Linked DNA regions of Homo sapiens: region 2 is linked to region 1. Evidence: chromatin loops called from intact Hi-C (ENCODE). Cell type or tissue: mammary epithelial cell. All regions are shown on one strand.

What was found. Hi-C counts contacts between places; a loop is a spot of excess contacts. Peaks named below come from ENCODE experiments on the same cell type or tissue, not always from the same donor. Only the 100,000 strongest peaks of a DNase experiment are listed, where the experiment ranks them.
Region 2: a loop joins it to region 1, with 10 times the contacts of the local background. A loop is called at or near these places in 5 of 110 quality-filtered maps.

What each region holds. Positions count from the first base shown.
Region 1 is chrX:56,974,125-56,982,124 of GRCh38, forward strand. It overlaps a transcript of SPIN3 not described here. Among named protein-coding and RNA genes, the nearest start is that of SPIN3, 17 kb to the right of the region's middle. In mammary epithelial cell, CTCF peaks have their summits at 1,693 (motif pointing left) and 4,232 (motif pointing left); a DNase peak (open chromatin) is centred at 4,237; H3K27me3 peaks cover 235 bases.
Region 2 is chrX:56,742,016-56,750,015 of GRCh38, forward strand. The region is part of intron 2 of NBDY (negative regulator of P-body association); the gene reads left to right. Among named protein-coding and RNA genes, the nearest start is that of NBDY, 17 kb to the left of the region's middle. In mammary epithelial cell, no CTCF peak of the experiment used is centred here; DNase peaks (open chromatin) are centred at 3,196 and 5,126; H3K27ac peaks cover 1,254 bases.

The sequences.
Region 1 (8,000 bases):
AGAAAGAAAACAATCATAGGCTTTGTTCCAGCAAGGCTGAAACTGCCTTTGCAAAAATTACAACTAAGGAAATTATGACAGTAAAAGAGATCAGACCTAACTGACTCGACTCTATCTTGCTTCTAACCTTTAAGCTGGCCTTGTTCATTCCTGGGCATAGGCCAAACTAACCTTGGGAAGGAATTTAGTTTATAGTTCAACTTTGAAACAAAATTAATAATAGCCCTTTCCCAAAGGGGAAAGCAAAACAAATCACCCCTTCTTGCCTGGGGACCAGTCTGAGTCTGTCTTTGTAGGACTAACAAACTAGCTACAAGATTAGAAATTATGGTTTGGGGCCATGCAGCCTCTGGCTGCAAGTATCTGAACCTCCCCAAATTGCTCCTGTGAATAACATCACTATTGCAAAATCTAACATCAGTGATTGACATATTTTGCAGACACTGCACTCCAGGTCTGGTAATCTGGCTCAACCAGATTGAGGCTGGTAACCTGGCTCAACCAGTTCTGCGATTTCACCCAAGAACAGAAGACAGCAAGAGAAACTCACTTTGACCCCCTATGATTCCATCTCCAACCCGACCAATCAGCACACCCCACTTCCCAAGCCTCTCCCCACCAAATTATCCTTAAAAACTCTGATCCCGGGGAAGGCTTGGAAAGACAGATTTGAGTAATAATAAAACTCCAGTGTCCCACACAGCTTCTCTGCATGAATTACTCTTTCTCCATTGCAATTCCCTTGTCTAGGCAGCGGGCAGGGTTTCTAGAAGGCTGACAAGGAAAAAAAACACAAACAAAAATTTGTCTTACAACCAATAGTGCGGAGGTCGGGATGGGGGCAGAAGGGTGAGAACTAACAAATTAGCTCGGATTTTGGTCTCTCCTGGCCTCTTTCCATCTGAGAATTGGGGGAACCTTCTGGTAACAGCTGGGGATTGTGCTTTTGTGGTGACTAGGGGCATAGTGTGGAGGAAAAGAGTCAAACTCTGTAAAATATTTGAAAAGATTTATTCTGAGACAAATATAAGTGACTATGGCCTGTGACACAGCCCTCAGGATATCCTGAGAACATGTGCCCAAGGCGGTTGGGGTGCAGCTTGATTTTACACATTTTAGAAGACATGAGACATCATTTAAATACATTTAAGATACACATTGATTCGGTCCAGAAAGGCAGGACAACTGGAAGGGGGGGTGCTTTCAATTTATAGGTAGATTTAAAAATTTTCTGATTGGCAACTGGTTATTATCAATAAAATGCGATGTCTGGGTTATAGTAAGAGGTTGTAGACACCAAAGTTTCATCATCCTGATGGTGCCTCCAGGTAGATGGCTTCAGAGAGAATACATTAGAATGTTTCTTATCATATTTAAGGTCTGTGTTTATGTTAATGTTGGAGGGTATAATGAGGTAGGTCCGATCCCCCCACTTTCTGCCATATCCTGAACCAGTCTTTCAGGTTAAATTTTAGAGTGCCCTGGCAGAGGAGGATGTCCATTCAGATGGTTGGGGGGGCCTTAGAATTTTATTTTGGGTTTACAGTAGTTTAGTCTTTTATGAGAATGAAAGCCTGGGGTACGGCTGGCTGGTTACTGTTGGTTGGAACTCCACAGTTGATTTCTAGCCAGTAGAGGCAGCTTAGGTTTGGGATGACTCTGCCTAAGCCATTTCCTGTGGAATTGTTCCCCCTCGTGGTAGGCACTGAAGGGTCTGAAGAGCCACCTTATTGAGTGGTTGGTCCACTTTTAACTTTTCCTGGTCCTTAGAGCTCCTAGATGTGTGTGTAAGCCTAAGGCCATAGGGATTCCCTTTATAGGGTAGTAAATGGGAGGTGAGGGTAATTACACCAATGTGTATGGTTCTCATAATGAAAACTGTGTCACAGTCCAAGTCTTTAATGGCTTGGCTCCAGAATGCGACGTTTGGGAGAAAACATCTTGGTGGACAGTTTGTATAAATTGGCAGTCATAACTTTTATGGAATTTTGATAGATATTGAGAATACTGCACATTGTTTGGAAAGGAAATTCAGTGGAAAATGGAGAATCGGATAAGTATGGAGCGGGTCCTTTCTAAACAACCTTTGTTAAACTGTAAAGGACTATGCAATGATCTCTCTTATTTACCTTTTTAGATCTATTTTCTTTTTTGTCCTTACAAAAACTGTATCTGACTAGAATTATTCTGTGTGATTGGTACAGGGATATTTCTACTATTATTAATCTTTATAACCTTCACACTGTTAGAGACATGCTTTTGCATGAATTAAAAATTTTATTTAAAAACATTACATCTCTTATACAAGTGTACATATGTAAAAGAGAGAACAAATTTTCGTTCCATTGCAATTTCTCTGAGGAAATTAAAAGCCTGCCTTCAAAACAAGAGGCTGAAACAGAAATCATTCTAAAAGTTAATGTCCTAATGACCAGCAGAAGAGGGCAACTTCAGTTAGGTAGAGAAAAACTTGTGAGTGGCTATGGAAACTGAGAAAAACTTTCAACTTAGTAGGGAAGAAAAACATATCATGGAAGAAGTGAGCATATTGTTGCTAAAATAGTTTTACCTGCCACTGAAATTTATGCTCTAAAGGGAAAAGAAGACTTTATCATCTTTTTTGAGGAAAGCTGCTATTTATATATTTAGTTCTTTTGAGGATAGCAATGGCCCATGACTGTTTCACTGGGGAGAGTTTGAAATAGTCTTTAAACTCAAATAAATGGACCAAATTAAATTTGTCAGTATAGATTTAGTAAAATAAGATTGCTAGCCAATAATTGCAGAAAGAAAAAGTATCATATTTGTTCACAAAGTCCAATATTTTGTTCATTTAAAACAGCTTTGAGTGGAGCTGTTACCTGTTTATGTAATTTTTCTTGTTGAAATGAACAAAATAAAATTCCCTAAAAACTGAAATAAAATCAGAGAATTGTACACCTCCTTACCAGAGACTATAAAGCATCTAGCAAATATGGTGAAACTGGGACCAGGTCAAAGGAGGATGTTGAGCATATCTTCTGTAATCTCAAACTGAGTCTAGAACTCCAAAGGACCTACCCAATATTTTACCTGGAAAGATAAGAAATAAATATTTGAATTAACGTGTCACTATTGAAATTCATGCATAAGTACACAATAAATGTGTATGACAATGTTCTTGGTGGCATTGTTCATAATAACCACATTTTGGAAACTGTCCCAATATATATCAACAAGGATTTGCTAAATAAATTATGCTTTATTCACACAATGGAATACTATACAAAGAAGTAACTCTGCATATAAGAACCTACAAACATGTTCACGTTCTATTAAGTGGAAAAATTTATAGAGGAGGATATATACTATGGTTCTATTTCTACAACTTCGTATATGTGCACATAGATGGATTTAATGTACAGGTGTATATATGCGTTTTCTGCCTCTCTGGTCCTCTCTGTGTCTCTACACACATGTGTACATGCATGCATAAAAATACACAGAAAGGAACTTCTATGGTTTGAATATTCCCTCCAAAACTTATGTTGAAACTTAATCTCCAATGTGGCAGTATTCAGAGGTATGGCCTTTAACAGGTGATTGGAACATGAGGGTTCTGCCCTTGTGAATGGATTAATCCACTGACAGATTATCATGGAAGTAGAACTGGTGGTTTTATAAGAAGAGAAAGAGAGACCTAAGCTACCATGTTAGCATACTTAGTCCCCTTGCCATGTGATGCCCTGTGCTACCTCAGGACTGCAGAGAGTTTCTACCATCAAGAAGGCCCTCACCAGATGTGGCCCCTCAATCTTGAACTTCCCAGCCTCCAGAACTGTAAGAAATACATTTTATTTTTTTAAATAAATTTTCAGGTATTTTGTTATAAGCAACAGAAAATAGGCTAAGACAGGTGCCATGAGTGAGAGTGAACCTCCAGAGTTTATGATCATTTGATACCTAGGAGCTGTGTTGGACTTGACATAGCCAAACCTTGATCAGACTGTTGATGGCCTACATGTGATGTAGGAAATATATGGGACATTGTGTGATTGTCTTTAATCAAACCATAAAGCTAGACCACACTGCTTTAGGCCTAGACAGAATTTCCTCCAAAGGGAATATGTTGCCACTGTCAGATTCAATGTATGAACAGGAAATGAAGACCTAGGAGGCAGGCCTTACCTTGACTATGAATGAAGAAAAAGTACTCCTTTCAGTATCTGGAGCTGGTGAAAAATTTGGCCTTGAACTCCACCTTGTGGACAGATGTGGAGATGCTATAAACACTTCCAGTGGTTGGAAGGTGAGCTGTCTGAAGCCAAGTGAAGGCAGAAAAGGAAGACAGACAGGAGAGTCAACTTGGTAGGAGACTCTGGGATGCGTCTGTGCCTGAATAGTTGTAATTATATTCAGTGTAGCATTTTCCTTCTTACATTCCAAAACTTTCAGTAAAATCTTGTAAACGCTTACCTTATGCCCACTCTTAGGATTAAATAGAAAAGAGGCCATCCTGTTGGTTTCACAGCAGTCACCCATGAAGAACAGCTGTTCCTAGGAGAGATGATTGCCCAGGGTTTAGCACCACCAGAAGCAGGAACATGCTACCGTCACAAGACTGGAGCAGAAGATCCTGAGAGGCTTGCTCATGAGCACATGTGGGGATAATAATATTAAGGATAAATAATCTGAAAGCTCTGTAAATGGTGAAACCCTTTTAATTAACAGTATTTACCTGAGGACAGGACTCAGTGAGGTAAATATGATCTTATGTGGAGTCTTGCAATAAGTTTGTCTCCCAGCCTCCAGCCACTCCAGCCCTAATATACATATACCCTTTATACTTCTGGACCTTTTAAAGCATGCATCTGATCCTACTGTCACTGCTCAAAATCATCAGTACTTTCCCTTCTGCCTGCAGAACAGATTCCAAATTCCTTAAACCTTCATTGAAAGGCCATTGTAGATTACAGTGTTAGATTAAACTCAACATATATTTCCAACCTCAGCAATCTCTATACATCTTTTCACTATCTTTAGGTATATGAGAGTCCTAGCTGTTCTACAAAACCTGATAGTGTAATCTGGCAAACATAGTAATTTTGGCTTTTATCCAGCTTGGCCCTGCTGTTTTTTTTTCAAGAGGTCTGAGTCTGCATTGGTTACCAAGAGTTTCTTAGTCAAGCCCTACCTATATGGCAGTCAGTAGGAATTTCTGCCAGAGTATGGTGAACCAATCATTGAGATTCTCCAGTCCATCATGGATTATTCAGTGAGAGAGTAAAAGTGGATGAAGCATCACCAGTTTGCCACCATCTTAACCCAGAAACAAAAACACAGTAAAAAGGAAAGTACACTAAAAGAACCAAACAGCAAACAAAACAACCAGTATTCCAAGTGAGATTTATTTTGTTATGTTCTATTTTTTTGTTAGTGGCCTTTTAAGCTGCAAAATATAACTGAATATGAATTAAACTGTAAACACATAATTGACACATTTATCTATTTTTCTCAGAGACAAAGGCACAGTGCTAGTTTTTCGGTGAAAACATTCTAAACCATGTTAAAACATGTCCAGTTTGTAACCGGCCTTTAGAATTTGTATAGGGCTGATTTTCTGCCTAGAAACTGATGCTATTATGTCTCTTCCAGCTTTATTAAAAAGGATTTTTTCCTGTATGTTTATATCAGATCTAAAGCCCTCACAAAACATGAAGATATAATTAAATGTAATCATTTTTGCTGATTCTCTGGACTTGGTCCTAAGGTAGATAAAATTAAGACCTCGTTCATAGGACAAGTTGGTCATTTATCCAGTGTCTACCTATGACCATTGTTGTCCATATGCTGACTTAAAATTGCCCCTTCACGATTCATGACACAGCACTGTCAACAACTTCACACGTGTTTTCACACTCTAGTTCTGCTTGGATCCTCACTAAATCTTGTGACGTACTCAGATCAGATTCTGGTTCCACCTGACAGACCAATGTAACTATTCGGAAGAGAAGTTTGGTATTCTCTAGCAAAATCGAAGATGTGCCCACCCTATGACCCAGCAATTCTAGGCATATGCACAACAGAAACTCATGTGCAAAAGGAGAAATGTGTAAGGATATTTTAGAACAAGAATTAAAAACAAACAAACAAACAAACAAAAAATCCCAAACTAACAATTACCTAGATATTCATTCTTTGGGAATATATACATTGTGGTATAGCCTCAAAATGGCATTTTATATATCCATATGAAAAGGTCACAAAAATAGAGTGAAAAAAGCAGGACACAAAAATACTGGCATAGTACACTATATGGGTAAAAATTTAAAACATGAAAACAATATATATTTTGGGGATACATATATAGTGAAAAAATAAACTAGTAGGAAGGACATATCAACTACAGTTCAGCGACAAAGGAAAAAAATGGGGTTGGAATAAAATAAGAACTAAAAATGTATCTCTCTTTTTTAATTTCCTTCATTAAAAAAAAAAGGGACAAAAGAAGAAGGGGCAGCAGCAGTAGCAGCGTGGCTTGGGAGTCAGACATACTGATTTAAGATGTGACTCCTATAGGACTTTACTGTTACTTTAAACCCTTTCCACTCTCTGGACCTGTTTCATACTCTGTACAAATGAGGAGGGAGACTAGACAATCTCAAGGCCCGCACAGCTCTTAAATTCTATTTTTCTGTCCTTACCACCAGTCCTTGTCTGTATATGCTTACATTCTTAATTTCCATATACCCAGTTAACAATCTTCTGTACATCTAAGTAACAAATTGGCATTTCCTTTCGTGGTACAGAACATTACCGGCATTAAAAAGAAAAAAAATAAAAAGAAACATATTAGTTAAAATCTTTTTTTTTTTTTTGGTAAGTGCCAGAAAATGAAAGCAATGTATTGACTAATAATACTGGGACAAACAGAGGGAAGAAGAGGCCTAAAGCCTCTCTAAATCCACAGATTCAGGACTGGCACAATGGCTCACGCCTATAATCCCAGCACTTTGGGAGGCCGAGGCAGGCAGATCACCTGAGGTCAGGAGTTTGAGACCAGCCTGGCCAACACGGTGAAACCCCGTCTCTACTAAAAATACAAAAATTATCCAGGCATGTTGGTGGCTGGCGCCTGTAGTCACAGATACTTGGGAGGCTGAGACAGAATTGCTTGAACCCAGGAGATGGAGGTTGCAGTGAGCCAAGATCACACCACTGAACTCCAGTCTGGGAGACAGAGTGAGACTCCATCTCAAAAAAAAAAAAAAAAAGAAAAAGAAAAATTCCGCAGATTCAAATGTTATAATCATGATAAAGTTTTTGTTTGTTTGTTTCATTTTGTGATTTGGTTTTCCCCCTGTGGGTACCTTTATTCTCATGCATATCTTCTCTATATACTTTCAAAGGTGGCCAGCTAAAGGTCCAGGTTTATGACATTGTTGATGTAAACTTTAAACTACCAATGGATAAAAAGTTCCTCAACTTCAAATCCCAAAAACTACAGCTTTAAACTCTCTTATAATTCCTATCATGGCATAGATGAGCACTGCAGACATTAAACTGGTTTCTGGATTTTATACTTATTTCCTATCTGCATTTTCCTGCAAGAGTAATATTCACTCACGGATTTATGGTAACATTTTTTTAAACTTAAATATCCCATTACACTTCACAAGCGTATCTTTGCTCATTATATGACTAGAGCATCACAAAAAGCCTGTGAGGTGCATGGCTTATTGGTGCCATACCCCACCCTCAATTCCCTGTGCCTTTCATTTTGTTTCAGGAATTAATGGGTCCAAAAGGAAGAGAAGTTGACTGACTTCCTCATGTCTCACAGGCAATAGATGGTAGAAGTGGAGCAAGAAGGTTCTCCAGTATCTGCTGCTTCCCCGAGTTTGTTCACAATGTACAGCTCAGTGATGGGTGAAAAAACATCTTTGTTGTCCTGAGGCTGGCCAGAGATAGACACTTGACTCCATCGTTACTTGGAGAGGTACTACATCCTCTCAGGGTAA
Region 2 (8,000 bases), 230 kb before region 1:
AAAGATAGCTATCTAGTTTCATTCTTCTGCATATGGATATCCAGTTTTCCCAGCACCAATTATTGAAGAGACTGTCTTTTCCATAGTGTATGTTCTTGGCACCTTTGTGGAAAATGAGTTTGTTAGGTGTGTGGATTTGTTTCTGGGTTCTCAGTTATCTTTCATTGGTCTATGTGTCTGTTTTTGTGACAATACCATGCTGTTTTGATTACTGTAGTTCTGTAGTATAATTTGAAGTCAGGTAATATGATTCCTCCAGTTTTGTTCTTTTTGCTTAGGATAGCTTTGGTTATTCTGGGTCTTTTGTGGCTCCATATAAATTTTAGGATTGTTTTTTCTATTTCTGTGAAGAATGTTTTTTGTATTTTTATAAGTATTGCATTGAACCTGTAGATTGCTTTTTGTGGCATGGACGTTTTAACAATATTGATTCTTTCAATTCATGAACATGGACTATCTTTCCATTTTTTGGTGTCCTCTTCAATTTCTTTCATCAGTGTTCTACAGTTTTTATTAAAGAGATCTCCCACTTCTTTGGTTGAGTTAATTGCTAGGTATTTAATTTTATGTTTGGCCATTGTAAGTGGAATTACTTTTAAATTTCTTTTTCAGATTGCCCAATGTTGGCATGTGGAAATGCTACTGATTTTCGTATGTTGATTTTGTATCCTGCAACTTTACTGAATTTATCAGTTCTTATAGTTTTTGTGGAATCTTTATGCTTTTCCAAACACAAGATCAAATCCTCTGCAAACAACGGTAATTTGACTTCTTCCTTTCCAATTTGGATGCCCTTAATTTCTTTCTCTTGTCTGATTGCTCTAACTAGGACTTGCAGTACTATGTTGAATAACAGTGGTGACAATGGGCGTCCTTGTCATGTTTCAGATCTTAGAGGAAAAGCTTTCAGTTTTTCCCTATTTGGTATGATACTAGCTGTGGGTCTGTTATATATGGGTTTTATTATGTTGAGGTATGTTCCTTCTATACCCATTTTTGAAGGTTTTTATCATGACGGCATGTTGAACTTTATCCAATGCTTTTTCAGCATCAAGTGAAATGACCATATGGTTTTTGTCCTCCATTGTGTTGATACTATGTATCACCACTGTTGAACCATCCTTCCATCCCAGGGATAAATCCCACTTGGTCATGATGAATAATCTTTTTAATGTATTGTTGAATTTGATTTGCTAGTAGTGTGTTGAAGATGTTTGCATCAATATTTATCAGAGATATTGGCCTGTTTTTTTTTAATTTGTTTCTGTCTGATTTTGGTATCAGGCCTCATGGAATTAGTTTGGAAGTATCCCTTCCTCCTGTATTTTTCAGAATAGTTCAGGTAGGATTGATATTAGTTCTTCTTTAAATATTTGGTAGAATTCAGCAGTGATGCCATCAGGTCCCAGGCTTTTCTTTACTGGGAGACTTTTTATTATGGCTTTTTATTGGTCTTTTCAGGTTTTGGATTATCTTCATGGTTCAGTCTTGATATGTCATATGTGTAGAGGAGTTTCTCTATTTAGTCTAGATTTTCCACTTTATTGGCATATAGTTGCTCATAGTTGCCATTAATGATCCTTTGAATTTCTGCAGTATCAGTTGTAATGTGTCCTTTTTCATCTCTGGTTTTATTTATTTGGATCTTCCCTCTTTTTTTCTTAGTCTGGGTAAAGGTTTGCCAAATTTGTTTCACATTTCAAAACACCAACTTTTTATTTCATTTACTTATTTATTTTGTATTGTTTTCTTCATTCCAATTTCATTTATTTCGGCTCTGGTGTTTATTATTTCTTTTCTTCCTCTAATTTTGAGTTTAGTTTTCTCTTGCTTTTCTAGTTCTTTAAGATTCATTATTGGTTTCTTTATTTTAAGTTTTACTTTTTTTTTATTTAGGCACTAAATAACTAAACTTATATATAACTAAACTTTATAGCTATAAACTTCCCTCTTAGTACTGCTTTTGCTTTATCCCGTAGGTTTTTGTATGTTGTGTTTCCATTATCATTTGTTTCAAGAAATTTTTCAATTTTCTTCTTGGTTTCTTCATTGACCCACTGCTTATTCAGGAACATACTGTTTAATTTCCAGGTATTTGTATAGTTTCCAAAATTCTTCTTGTTATTGATTTCTATTTTTATTCCATTGTGGTCAAAGATGCTTCATATTATTTCAATTTTTTTGAATGTTTTAAGACTTGTATTGTGACCTAACATATGGTCATGTGACCTAACATGGTGGCTTTAGAGAATGATCCATGTGCTGAGGAAAAGAATGTATATTCTGCAGCCGTTGGATGAAATGTTCTGTAAATATCTGTTAGGTCCATTTGGTCTACAGTACAGATTAAGTGTGATGTTTCTTTGTTGATTTTCTGTTCGGAAGACCTGTCCAATGTTTCCTTGCTGTTAACATAGCTACTCCACCTTTCCTTTTTTGGTGGTATTTCTTTTTCCATTGTTTTACTCATTCACTTTTTTCTTTCTTTTATCTTTTACAAAATGTTCTGCCAAAAAATCAATGCATTGATTTGTTTGTTTCTGAATTTACCAATAGAATTTATAATTAGTATTAAGGATAAGCTTTATATATCCAAACATTATCTTTCTTTACTAATTTTTTATTTTATAGAATTTAAACTCTACAGAAAAGTCAAAAGATATCTTTCATGTATTGTAGTGCCATTCTTTTCCAAGGGAGATACATTCCAAAATCCCCAGTGGATGCCTGGTAACATGAAGAGTAATTAATCCTATATAAACTATGTTTTTTTCCTATACATACATATGTATGATAAAGTTAAATTTATAAGTTAGGCACAATACAAGATTAACAACAACAGTAATAAAATAGAACAATTATTACAATATTCATAGTTTCATGGATAGAAGACTCATTCTTACCATAGGTCTTAGCAACTTCAACACATGATTTTTTTCTTCCCTTATTAAGTTGAAAACTTCCTCCTTTTCACTTAAAGGAAGCATTTTACAGCTTCTCTTTAGCATATGTGAACTGCCAGCATTATCATTCTTGCACTTTGGGGTTACTATTAAGTAAAATAAGGATTACGTGAACATAAGCACTGTGATACTGCAACAGTTTATTGGATAACCAAGATGGCTAGCAAGTGACTGATGGGCGGGTAAGGAATACAGCGTTGATGTGCTGGACAAAGGGATGATTCACATCTGGAGCAAACATGAGATTTCATCACACTACTCACAGTGGTGTGAAATTTAAAACTTATGAGTCGTTTATGGAATTTTCCATTTACTGTTTTCAGACTGCAGTTAATCATGGGTAACTGAAACTGTGGATGAGGGGGGACCACTTTAGATTCATCAGGGCATCAATTTGGCTACATATGGCTTATCTCTTTTTCTAAATACTATATACATATATGTATATATACATACACAGATTTTTTTGCTGAGCCATTGGGAAGTAACTTGCAGATATCATGACACTTCAACCCTAAACACTAAATCATATATCTCTTAAGAACAATTAAATTACTATTACACCCAGAGAAATTTAACATTGATACAATACTATTATCTAATATACTATCCATATCAAGTTCTCACAATTTTCCTAACAATATCCTTTATAGCTTTTTATTTGTTTTGGTCCAGGATCCAGTCAGGGGTCATGCATTGTATTTAGTTGTCATGCTCCTTTTTAGTCTTTTTAAATCTAGAATAGCACCCTCCCTTTTTTTTTCTTGTCCTTTTTTTGTGACGTTGCCATTTTTGATGAGTCCAGGTAGTTTTCCTCTATATGTCTCACAGTATGAAATGTGTCTGATTGTTTTCCCATGATTAGTTTAAGCGTTTTTAGCAAGAAGACTACATGGGCGATGTTCTGTCCTTCTTAGGCACAAAATTCTAGTTTATCCCAAGAGCATAGATACCTTTGGGGATTTTACAGATAGCTAGGTGGGTATTTTTTACTTCCCCCTTAAGAAAGTTACTTTTCTGGACACGGGTCAAATTATGGTTTATAATTTGCACCATATTCCATGTCTAGGTTACCTGTTTACAGAAATGCTCAGCATGAAGAGGAGTTTCTATATCTGTTCTGCCATCACATTTTCCTACTTCAGAGCATTTACTTAGTCCGGTTGGTTGTCTGTCTGTGTATTCACAAACTTTCACAATCAACTCAATAGGGAATAAAGTTTTTTTTTTCAGCAGCTTCATGTGCAGTCTCCTTAAGTACTTTTTCCTATGACTTGGTCACTTTTCTCCCTCTCATTGTATAAAGACTTTCTCATACTACTCTATATTGATCATTTTTAAGAGGCAAATATGATATGATCGAGTTCCTCTCCTGTTATTCTTACCTCCTGACATGTTATCATAGCATCTGGGTCTTCTGTCTCTGGGAAGATAAGCCAGATTTTATTGCATGGATTCTGTATTAGTTTTATATTTCTACCATAACAAAATGATCACAAATTTAGAAATTTAAAAGAACATATTTATTATAGTTCTGGAGGCCAGAAGCCTGCTATGGGTCTCATCAGACCTGATGAGAAGTCAAGCTGTTGGCTGGCTGCATTCCTTTCTAGAGGCTCTGGGGGGATATGTCCTGCTCATTTGGTTATTGGCAGAATTCCGTTCCTTGCCACTGTAGATCTGAGATCTGTAGATCTCAGTTCCTTGCCACTGTAGATCTGTAGATCTGAGATCCCTTTCTTGCTGGCTATGAGCTAAGAGCTGTTCCTAGCTTCTAGAGGCCACCCAAATTCCTTAGATTGTCATCTCTTTTCTCCATCTTCAAAGCCAACCATGGCAAATTGAGTCCCTCTCATACTTAGAATTTCTCCATTTTCTTTTGTCATTACATCTTTCACTGACTCAGATGATATGCTTTTAAAGATATATGCAATTAGAGTATGCCCACCCAAATAATTCAGAATATTCTCCCCCATCTCAAGATCCTTAACTTAATCACATCAGTAAAGTTCCTTTTGCCTTGTAAAATAACATAGTCATGGATTCTTGTAATTGTGGTGTGGACATCTTTGGGTGGCCATCATTTTGCCTACCACAGATTTTATTATAGCAGCAAGCCATAACCTGACACCGAGTGTGTGATTCATCCATTCTTTTATTCAACCAACACAAATATTAAAGAATGCCTATTAAATTGAGCATGTATTAAATTCCAGGCATTGTTTTATGTGCCAGGGTTACAAAAATATAACATCTAACTCACCAAGGAGTTCATAAACTGGTTTGGTAAGTTCTGTAGATAGAGATTGGCACAGAGTTCTATAAGAGAATACAAGAAGGCACATGAGCAAGACTAGAAGAGCCAGGAATGGCCTCCTGTATTGATCAATATCTAAGCTCAGTCTTTGAAATGAAATGAGGTACTAAGTAAGGATGGATGATTGTAGATGGGTAAAGAACTTCAAGCAGTGAGAAAATAATGACCAAAGTTACAGAACTCGAGGTAGGCTGGTTTTTGGAGGAGGTGAGATGTATGGTAGGTAGTTTTCCTGGAGTGGAGAGATGGAGCTAGATCAGCAAGCTGAAGCATAAACATGAAGACTTTGTGCACTACAAAGGCTCAAGATAGATCTGTAGGAAATGGGATGTGACTGACAATCTTGAAAGAGAGTGCTGTGTTCACATTTATATTTTATATAGGTCATACTAGTGGCCATGTGGAGGATAGTATAGTAGAGCAAGATTGGGGTAAGAAGATCATTTAAGATGCTTGTATGAAAATCCCGACAAAAAGTGATGAAGGCTTGAACTCAGCCAATGGTAGTTGGGATGGAGCACAGATCAGTGAATTTGAGAAAGTTTTATGAAGTATTATTGATTAGATGGTGTATCAATCAGGGTTCAACCAGAGAAATAGAACCAGTAGGAGATATATATTAAGAAATGTATTATAAAGAATTGGCTTGTGGGGGCTGTGTAGGCAAGCCTGAAATCTGTGGAGTGGGCTTTCAGGAAGGACAGACTGGAACTCCTGGACATGGGCTGAAGCTGATGTCCTCAGGTTAAATTTATTCAGGGAGACCTTAGCTCTGGTCTTAAGGTCCATCAGCTGATTGAATCAGGTCTACCCAAATTATTTAGGATAATCTCCTTTACTTAAAGTTAACTGATTATAGACAGTAATCACATCTACAAAATAGCTTCACAGCAAAACCTAGTTAAATTGAATAACTGAGGACTCTAGCCTAGCCAAATTAACACATCAAAAGACAATCACAGATGGGATGTCAAGGGAAACAGAATAATAGAGGGTAGTTCTCAAGTATGTGGCTTGAGTATTACATGAAATCACTAACTGAGTTATAGAATACAAGAAAAAGAGCAGGTTTTCAACATTTTCAGTAAGATACCTAGATGGAGGTTCCTGGCAAGCAGGTAAAGATCTGAGATTGCAAGAGAAGTGTTGTCCATATAAATATATTTAGATAACCATCAGCATAAAGGTGATAGATAAAACCAGGAGAGTAAATTAAATAATCTAGAAGAAGGTATATATAGAGAAAAGTTATGGATTGAGAAGGAAATTCTGGGGACCACTAACATTTAAGGATTATCTAGAGAAAGATGAACAGATAAAGGAGTAATAGGATGAGGGGGAAACCTGAAAAAGTCTGATGCCGATTAAGAAAAATGTAGTGAACAGCAACATAATATACATTAGAGGGTTCAGTACTGAAAAATATTTATTAATTTGTAAATTAAGTTTATTGGTGAATTTAGCATTAACGGTTTCCGTGTTGTGAGAGCAGAGGCCAGATTACAGTGGGTTGAAGAGTTACTAGGAAGTGCCAAGTTGAGGGTAGCTGGCATACGAGATGGGATGAGAATGGAGGATAAAAATTGGACAATATTTTATAATTAAATGATAACTGTAAGAAGATTAAGAGCCAAGGGAGTATTAAAAAATAATGGTAGGAACTTGCAGTTTTATTGACTTAAAGTAACAAGAAAAGGGGTAGAGACTGAAGATATAGGACATAAGAGAATTCAAAGTTACTGAGAAATAAAAGAAATAGGCCTGGTTGTTAGAGAGGGTGCAGTGACAAGAGAAGGACTTGTTTTATTCTTTGGATAAGACTAGGGTATTGGTACTCAATGGAGGTAGTATAATCCTGAGAGGGTGATTGGAAAGTTTGTGAAAGGCATTTAAGATAATCATTATTGAAGTGCTTCCTGACATATTGTGGGCAGGGTCAGTATTGCTAAATAACCTGCAATATGCAAGACAGCCTGCACAATGAAATTTTCTATATCCCATACAACTTTTAAATATATCATCAGATTAAACACTTATTTTTGTTAATCTAGACCTTGAATTGAACTCCATTCTATATATATATAAGCAAGTTTTTAATACACACTAACTTTTCCAGGAATGTAACTACCATGTAATCCAAGGTAAAAACCTTTGTTTTGTTCAGAATCTTATCAAGAATGTTTATCATTTTGGAAAATCGTGATACCTACAAAAACGCTGCTCTTGGATATTTGAAATCCAGATAACAACACACATGCATCAGTCAGTAATTATAGCTGCCACCTTTACAGGCATTCTCTGTATATTTTTTGCATACTTCATTGTCTTCTAGTGTTGTCATGTCCCCACATTTGCATCCTTTTTTTTTTTTTTTGAGACAGGGTCTCACTCTGACACCCAGGCTCGAGTAGAGTGTCACAGTCCCATCTCACTGCAGCCTCGACCTCCCGGGTTCAAGCGATCCTCCTGCCTCAACCCCCCAAGTAGCTGGGACCACAGGCACATGCCGTCATGCCCAGCTAATTTTTGCGTTTGTTGTAGAAACGGGGTTTTGCCATGTTACCCAGGCTGGTCTCAAACTCCTGAGCTTAAGTGATTGTCCGATTCAGCCTCCCAAAGTGCTAGGATTACAGGCATGAACCTCCATGCCTGGCTGCACATTTACGTCTTAAAATACATTATATTTTATTATAAATTACTTTCTTGTTATTTCTATTTCA